2 separate regions of the Homo sapiens genome follow, and region 2 is linked to region 1. The links are chromatin contacts, found by Hi-C or POLR2A ChIA-PET in ENCODE. All regions are on one chromosome and are shown on one strand. The core of a region is the stretch at or near the end of the contact, and the rest is flanking DNA. Distances in the headings are between cores, read along the strand shown. Region 1 holds the start of MED23 (mediator complex subunit 23). Region 2 has its middle 2.9 kb from the start of MIR548H5.

The links. Hi-C counts contacts between places; a loop is a spot of excess contacts on that map. ChIA-PET counts read pairs that join two places held with the same protein, here RNA polymerase II (POLR2A). Pooled maps may share reads with other maps.
Region 2: a pooled map shows a loop between it and region 1 (7-fold over the local background). The contact joins the enhancer-like site here to the promoter of MED23 in region 1. A Hi-C loop is called at or near these places in 1 of 168 maps with a recorded cell type or tissue (lower leg skin) and 6 of 50 pooled maps. POLR2A ChIA-PET finds 5 or more read pairs at or near these places in 1 of 52 experiments (B cell).

The regions. Positions count from the first base shown.
Region 1 is chr6:131,626,149-131,630,886 of GRCh38, reverse strand. It overlaps MED23 (mediator complex subunit 23), which reads left to right and starts at 2,645. Exons shown (of 29, transcript NM_004830.4): 1 at 2,645-2,876; 2 at 3,215-3,246; 3 at 3,404-3,491. The coding sequence starts at 2,838. RefSeq lists enhancers at 2,656-2,825, 2,956-3,005.
Region 2 is chr6:131,787,068-131,791,562 of GRCh38, reverse strand. No RefSeq gene overlaps it. Among named protein-coding and RNA genes, the nearest start is that of MIR548H5, 2.9 kb to the left of the region's middle. Within about 2 kb of position 3,047, at least 4 of the 41 ENCODE cell types and tissues checked have a DNase peak (open chromatin) inside an H3K27ac peak, as active enhancers do.

The sequences.
Region 1 (4,738 bases), core at 1,396-3,895:
TCCAGGTTTTCATAGGCTCTTCTCATTTTTAGTGTACTCATGAGGGCCTCATTTATGACTCAAATTCTAGAGATGTCTCCAGAAGAGACATTATAAAACAACCATGCTGCCTGGGCTCTCCGAGGTAGAGCTCAGTGTCACAGTGCTCCCACGGTGCCCATCCATGAAGCAGAAGGTACAGGCCACGTACTGTTTACATCTCTGAAACCTGGCATGAACCAAGTTATTTCCCCAAACCTTTAAACTCCTCTCTGCCGTGTCAACTCCGTGGTGGCAGGAACTAGGTCAGTTTGAGCTTACAGTCTTGTTCTAGTGTCTAGCACAGTGGCCAACACCTAGAAGACATTCAATGAACACTTGCTGAATAAATTTTGTAACGGTTTCAGAAATAACATTAGAAGTATAAGCTACCACATACATAAATGTCCAGTGAACCCAACTGTTATAAATTATAATAACTTTACTAGGTATAACTTTGTAGGTGTTCCAAATCTTTCTCTACATCCAGCATTCCAGAAATAGCTATTACCTCAGAGGAAGTCTTGTCCATAAAATAAAGGCACTTCAGATGTTTTTATTCTACCCAAAGTAATGAATAATGACTGAGCACCACCAAGTACCAGACTTTATGCCAGGTGTTAGGAAATGCAGGCATGTTTAATTTCTGTATCTACTCTAAAGAGCTTTAGTCTAGTTGAAGAAGTAGACATTTTAAACCATAATATAGTGTAATCTGTGCAATACTAGTAGTGCTAATAAAGTGCCAGGAGGAAAGAGGAAGAAATACAAATTTTTCTACAGAAAGGGATTTAGAAAGATATCTACGTGAGTTTGCTCAGACTGCTGTGAATAGCATACTATAAACTGGGGTGATTCGAGTCTCAGCAAACTGAACGCTGAGAACTCAGGCTTCTTGTTCCTTTTGGCTGCAAGAAGGTTGGCAGCCAGTCAGAACTTTACCCACTTGTAAGAGATCAGGCTTCTTGTTCCTTTTGGCTGCAAGAAGGTTGGCAGCCAGTCAGAACTTTACCCACTTGTAAGAGATTAGATGTATCTTCCTTGGTGATTCAGACCAGCCTAAGGGGAAAGACCTGATGATACCAACTTTGGGGATTCTCCAAGAAACAATGTCCCCAGAACACACTATAAAGATGCTCAAAGTTGATAAGCCCTGCCCAGCTGCTCAGAGTTTCCAGTTGGCTCTTTAGTCCCCCACTCTAAATCCTGATAGGACAAGGATGGAACAAGAAGCCTGAATTCTCAGCTTTCAGTTTGCTCAGACTCAAATTACCCCCCAGTTTATAGTATGCTGTTCACAGCAATCTAAGCAAACTCCCCTAGGTATCTTTCTAAATTCCTTTCTGTAGAAAAATTTGTATTTCCTCCTTTTCTCCCTGGCACTTTATTAGCATCACTAGTATTGCACATATCACACTCTATTATGGTTTAAAATGTCTATGTCTTCAACTAAGCTAAAGCTCTTTAGAGTAGATACATGGGCCCTAACCTGACTGATGTCCTTCTAGGAAGAGAAAATTACGACACAGACATGTACAAAGGGAAGACCATGTGAAGACACAAGGAGAAGAAGGTCATCTACAAGCCAAGGACAGAGGCCTCTATAGAAACTAACCCTATCAACCTCAACCTCAGACTTCCAGCCTCCAGAATTACAAGAAAAGAAATTTCTGTTGTTTAAGCCACCCAGTCTGTGGTATTTTGTTATGGCAACCCTAGCAAACAATACCCTAAGCCTAACTTTTCAAGTTTTTCTCCAGCAGGAAATCTGAATTATTTCTTTTCAGCTTTTAGTAGCTATTGTGTGGACAACATGGTTGCATGTGCATATTAAAGTTGTTAGAAAACTAAATTTATGCCAGGTCAGACACTTGTATAACAAAACCATGAATGGGGAGTCATCAGCTCATCACTTAGCAGCTACAAAGGAGTAGTTCATGCTTAGCAGTTTGTGGCATTTCACAACCGTCAAAGAAGTGAAAGGCCTTTGGATGTCTATGACTCTCATCAACAATTTTCTTTATGAGGCAAAGAAAGCTGATCATTCAAGACATAACAGATGTTTTAGGGGTTGGTGATGATGGTGGCATATGAAGAAAAACACATACTCTCAACAATATAATAGCAAATAGAATCTAGCAATATATTAAAAAGGATAATATATTATGACCAAGTAGCATTTATACCATAGAAGCAAAATTGGTTTGGCATTCAAAAGTCAATCAATTACATTTGCACTGAGGTTATCATAGCTGAGAAGACACCGTCTCTGTGGCTTCAGCTCCTGGCTGCAGGCCGCTGATGGAGGTCCAGAAGGTCAGCTGCTCACAGACATCAACTTGGTGTCGGCTGCGGCTCCAGCATTTTCCGCAGGCTGCAGCTTCTGGGTTCCAAACTTTTCATTTCTCAGTCTGCAAGCGGGTTAGCCCCGAACAGGAAGCAACTCCTTCTCCAGCCGGGAGGTGGCGGCCTGCGGTCGACGATGCCTCCGGGGTCCTTGGGCTCAAGGTTCCGTTTGGGGGCGCTCTCGTCCGGCTTGCGGGCCGCCCTTCTCCACAGACGGAACCTTCTGGTGGCGCCGCTGGTTTCTGCGGGGTTTGCAAACGGCGCGTACCGGGCCCTTCCCGTCTTCCGTACAGGTTCCTGCTGTTGGCTGGGCTCGGGAGGGAACGCTCCAGGTAAAGCGCTGGGGGAGGAAGCGACGCCGAGGAGCTACGGTTTCCTCCAGAGGTCTCCGCCCCTCTGCCCCTATATTCCCAGAGCTCGAGTCTGATCCGGGCCTTGCCGGGCACCCTGGAAAGGCGGGGGTGATAGTACAGATGGAGACGCAACTGCAGAGCATTTTCGAAGAGGTGGTGGTGAGTGCAGCTGCCGGCCATCCAGGACTACGGCTTGGGGACGGGGAGACGCGGGGGCAGCCGACCAAGGAAACTGGCCTGGGCAACCTCCTCTCACGCCTCCCTTTTTATTCCCTTGTTTTGACACCGAGGTTGTATGCGGGGAAGTTTAGTGATTCTCAAACTGCTGTCAAGTTCATTGTATCCTTTGAAATCGATACAGTGACAGGCCAGACAGGTATTGATAGTTTCAGAGCTGATTAAGGTGACTTGCCCTGTGTTACATTGTAATACTTGGCTAAGGGAGGCGCCTTTTTAAAATTAACATTGTTTACATTTTGTTTTTTTTTTTTTTACAGAAAACGGAAGTTATAGAAGAGGCTTTTCCTGGGTGAGTGTATGCGTGGCAGAGTTTTGTGTTTTTATGTGATTGTGTCTGTCAGATTTTACTTAGTTTCGTGTTGGAAGGTTATAAGATCCACTATTCTGATTGTGTGTAATTACCTTTTTAAAACGAATGACAAATAATGTAATTTTTATTTTTTTAGCATGTTTATGGATACTCCTGAAGATGAGAAAACAAAACTAATTAGCTGTTTGGGGGCCTTCAGACAGTTTTGGGGTGGTCTTTCTCAGGTGAGCGCTTCATTTTTAATACATTCAGCTGATGATTTTTGGCCTCTTCTTTTTTTTTTTTTTTTTCTTTTAACATTTACTTTCATGCTGCTCTTAAGATCTTCCTGAGAAGGGAGAAATAAAATTGTTATCATTTTTTATTCTGGCTTCCATTTGTTTTAATTTGTATATTTCAGTGGAAAACCTGTGTTGAGAAGTCAAGTTGATACTGCACAGTGTGAGATGTTTAAAAAAAAAAACCTCCCCTATGTTAGATTAATTGAGATCATTTTCATCCTATTCGGATTTATTTGGTACACTTGAAAACAGATATGTTAAGCTTTACTTGTCAAGGATACAAATTCCATTTTTCTGCTAAATAAAGGAATTGGCACAGCATTGATACAAAGATGCTACAATAGGAATACCAAGATTCTATAATAAGGATAGGAAAATATTATAGTAAAAATGAGGAGACAAACTGTAAAAGTAACAAAGAACAGCTACCAGAAAATGTATCCGTGAAAAAGACAAAAATGTGTCATCCTCGAAGAGCTCACATTGCAGTAGTGCCTTACCTTCTCATGGTACACTATAGGTAGGGAAATGAGAACTGTTTGCGTGTCAGCCACTGGTGATAAGATTTGCCACTCAGACATGGATCATATAATGCCAATACAGTCATGTTTTAACCTTTTTGTTTAGTTGTTTTCTAATAGGTAATACATTTATATGGTTCAAAATGCACAGGTATAAAAGGGTGGATCCAATAACTAGTCTCTTTCTCTTCTCTTACCTGTTATTTTTTCTGTCTGTAGCCAATATCCTCAGGTTATGTTTTCTTCTAGAAGTATTTTATGCATATAGAAACACTTTTATAGCATGATCATATACCATGTACACTGTTCATTAATTAGCACTTTTTTTCTCCTAATAATAATCTACAGGTAATTCCCTATCAGTCCAAGCGTTACTTGTTCCTTCCTTTCTTACTTTTTTTTTTAAATAGCAGCATAATATTCCATTGTATGGCTGTACCTTCCTCCTTTTAACCAATCTTCTACTGTCTTCTAAGTTTCTTCTTACTTTTTCTAATTTAACCAATGCTGTGATGAATAATATTATGCATGAAAAATAGGATAAATTCCTAGAAATAGTATTGCTGAGTCAAAAGCCTTATCAGTTTGTAATTTTTATAGAAATTATTAAATTTTCCATAAGGGTTATACTAGTTTATGCTTCCACCAGCAGTGTTTGAGATTATCTTT
Region 2 (4,495 bases), core at 1,798-4,297, 160 kb before region 1:
GAAAAAGATAAATAAGATTACTAGAAAGTTTGGCAAGCCAATTAAAGACAGGATGAGTTGTGATACTTGGTTCCAGGAGAAAGATTTACAGGAATAATACTATGTGTAAATATTCTATGTACAAAATTATTCCAATGGGAGAAAACAGCCTCCAAAAATATCTTCATTGTCTCTGAACTATAAGTAAAATCATTTTAAGAAATTAATGTAAGATGAATGGAATGGTAATTACGTACAAGTTGCAAATTTTCCATGTAGATCTAAAATCAAGTAATTCTGAGAACTTGCTATCAACAAACTGAGGATCAAATATTAAGATTGACTTTATTATAGCATAAAAACATTAAATATAAAGAAATCTCCCATACTATTTGGATTCTCATACTTTTTCTTTAGAAAGTGTTTAAACTGCAGCCGGACGCAGTGGCTCATGCCTGTAATCCCAGCACTATGGGAGGCCGAGGCAGGCGGATCACGAGGTCAGAAGATTGAGACCTTCCTGGCTAACACAGTGAAACCCCATCTCTACTAAAAGTACAAAAAAATTAGCTGGGCATGGTGGCGGGTGCCTGTAGTCCCAGCTGCTGGGGAGGCTGAGGCAGGAGAATGGTGTGAAACCGGGAGGCAGGGCTTGCAGTGAGCCAAGATGGTGCCACTGCACTCCAGCCTGGGTGACAGAGCAAGACTCTGTCTCAAAAAAAAAAAAAAAAAAAGAAACGAAGTGTTTAAACTGCAATAATTTTATTAAAATATATTCAAATTAAAATGAAATTTGAAGATTGAAAAATGTTTCAATAACTTTGTTTACTATTGGTAATGTATTTCCTGACTAGGAAAAAAATGAACATTAAAAATTAACTCTTTTAGTAAATCGATTTAGAAAATCAAGGCAAAAAAATATATATACGTATAAATACATATATGTGTACATGTACACATATATATGTACATGTACATATATATGTGTACATGTACATATATGTGTGTCCATATATGTGTATGTGTACATATATGTGTCCATATATGTGTATGTGTACATATATGTGTCCATATATGTGTATGTGTACATATATGTGTGTACATATATGTGTATGTGTATGTGTACATATATATGTGTACCTATATGTGTATATATGTGTACATATATATGTGTATATATACGTATATATGTGTACATATATATGTGTATATATACGTATATATGTGTACATATATATGTGTATATATACGTATATATGTGTACATATATATGTGTATATATACGTATATATGTGTACATATATATGTGTATATATACGTATATGTGTACATATATATGTGTATATATACGTATATATGTACTGGAGTGCAGTGGCGCAATCTCCACTCACTGCAACCTCTGTCTCCTGGGTTCAAGCAATTCTCCTGCCTCAGCCTCCTGAGTAGCTGGGATTATAGGCATGTGCCACCATGCTCAGCTAATTTTTGTATTTTTAGTAAAGACAGGGTTTCACTAGGTTGGCCAGGCTGGTCTCAAACTCCTGACCTCAGGTCATCCACCTGCCTTGGCCTCCCAAAGTGCCAGGATTACAGGCATGAGCCACTGTGCCCGGCCGACTTCCAGTTTCTGAAAGCATAATCACATCTTCCACAAACTGGAACACTCAACAAATTGATCTGATCAGGAATGGGAACTAACAATAATGATAGCTATCATTTTATTAAGTGCCACCATGTGGTAACCATGGTGCTGGGAACTTTAGCCATTCATTTATTTTTCACCTCTTTGTTCATTGATTTTTTAAGAAAATTCATTTATTCACCAAATATTTAACAGAGTTCTTACAATGAGGCAAGCATTATTCTAGGCACAGTACCCAAGAGTAAGAGAACATCAGGCTCCTCAAGTTTAGTCTAGTGAAGAGACATAGATATGAATCAAATGAAGTGCAGAGAATTATAATTGTAAAAGTTGTAATAAATACTCTGGTGAAAAAGGACCAGGGGCAAGGAGAACATATAACTGGATGTATGTAGCTGAACCAATCTGTAGCAGGAGTAGGATGTGGTCAAAGAAGTGTTCCCTGAGAAAGTGATGCTTGAACCAAGATTTGAGTGAAAAGTAGGGCTTAGAACTAAAGGAAGTGGAAATAAGACCACAGACCTAGATAATTTTGAAACATGAATTTTGGTGGTCGTGTAAAATGTGTATATAGGAGGAAATGAGACAGATTGGCCATGAGTCACCAACTGAAGACTATTCATACATCAGTTCTTAAGCCACCAATTTTATGGGTTCCCTTTTATAGATGAGAATAATTCAAGGTCCCTCAACACTGCCAGATACAGTTTTATAAATCAGAGAGGAGGAAGGCATTTGAACTCATAAGTAAACCAACTTCAAAGGGCTAATAAATGAAAATATACACTTGAAAAGTGATTTGGGTATTTGCATTTGAAAATTAGGGAGAGAAGCAGTAAATTAAGTCATATACATTTGAAAATAAATTCAAATATATATTTTGAAACAGTGGAAGTTGCAGCAAATTTTAAAAGTTATACATTTGAAAGGAGATTGGAAAAGAAAGCAAGACACAGAATGATTTTGAGGAAGGAAATCAGTAAAGATATTTTTTGTTTTGATTTAACTTCAGTTCTGAGATACTGTAAGTAGCAAGTATTCTATTGAGGGCTGTAATAGGGAAATGAATGTCTTTTGTTTTTTCTCCTCAAACATAAAAAGTTGAACTTGTGTAGACATTTCATAGGAATAAGTTCTGTGCAAATGGAAAAAGTGAAATATAAAGATGCATTTTGATTATTTTTACACTTTCTTCAGAATAGAGATATTTGAATCTTGTGAATCACAAACTGTAAAAGGCAGCAAGTTTTTATTTTAGTAAATTATTATGTATCTTTGAAAACGGGGATGGAAACTCTGTAGGTCACAATGTGAGGCTGTTATCAGTCTGTCCACAAGGAAGCAGTAAGCTCCTCAGCTCAGAGTTAAGGCTGCCACAAGAGATGAATGGGCAGCTCAGCTCTCCAGCAGTTGCTGTATTATAAACACAGTGAAATAATCACAGAGACAAAAAGGACTTTAAGGATTCACTCAAGTATGCTCTTTGGCAGTAAGCTGTGACTAGGGCCCACTGGGAAACAGCTGCTGATGACAGCCCAGTCTGGCAGCCCCTGCGAGAGGTGGAGTTGCTTTTGCGGAGCAAATTTGGGCTTCAAGCTAATCATGATTCAAGCGGGCATTGAAAAAAACAATCACAGGTGCCTCATAGAGAGCCTTGTTGCCATGCGACTCTATTATGTCAAGAAAATAAATAATGATAAATAATAAGATCATACCAGCTGCCACTTATTGGACATTTAAAATATGCTAGGCACTGAGCTATGTGATTGCAGATTGTCTCCACTTGGGACTACTTCACTTGGGCTGACAAAACAGAACCACCTAGAGAGCTGTGCCTCCATCAGTCCTCTGCCTGAGGCAGGGATCACCATCTCTTTTCATGAGAAACCTAAAAGGTTTCCAGTCCTTTCGTTACAGTCCATTTTACCAATGAACTACATTTTAAACCAATGCCCTTTGTATAGAGTTGGATATGAGGTTGTTTCCAATCTTGTAACTCCTAAGAATGTTACAGAGAATATCTTTGCACATACCGTATTTCCCAGTGTGACTACATCTGTAGGATTCACACTTACAAGTGAAAATGCTGGGTCACTTTTTTAAGTCTCTAAAGATCCTTGCAAATAGTCCTCTACGTAGGGTGAATGGATTTACTCTCCCACAAGCAATGCATGACAGATCCTGTCCCACCCCCACAACTTCTCAATATATAGTGATGACAATAATAGCAGCCACATGTTGGTATCTACTACTTTCTAGGCGCTATTCTAAATGATTTATATACATTAAGTCACTTAATCCTCACAGAACTCTAAGAGATAAGTACTATTATTTCATTACCACTTTATAGATGAGGAAACTGAGGCAAATAGAGATTAATACATTTGCCCAAGGTGACACAACTAGTCACGCAGGCAGGCTTTTAATTTAGGGTTCGTGCTTTTAAATCTATGGTTATACTGCTCAAGTTTTATTTTTGCAATCTGATGGATGAAAAGAGGGTACCTCATTGAAGGGTCTATTTGTATTTCTCAGATAATAAGATTGACATTCTTTATGTAATGATTTGCTCTGCCCCCTTCTGGGAATTGGCCATTCCTTTTTGTTTGTTCATTTTTCTACCAGGCTCCTGGGCTTTTACTTATTGACTCATCATACAGTCAAGGCCTTTTGATTTTACTCATGACTTTTGCTCCTAAGTGTTTATTTTTTCTATGCAATATTTTGTTTTTATGTAGTCACATTTATTGATCTTTTCTGGTTTCAGGTTTTTATGTCATACTTAAAATTCTTTCTTCTAAGTTGTTTGTCATTTTTAATTCTAGATATGGGTTTTATTTTACAAACAGCTACCTATTTTTTCTAAAACCATCT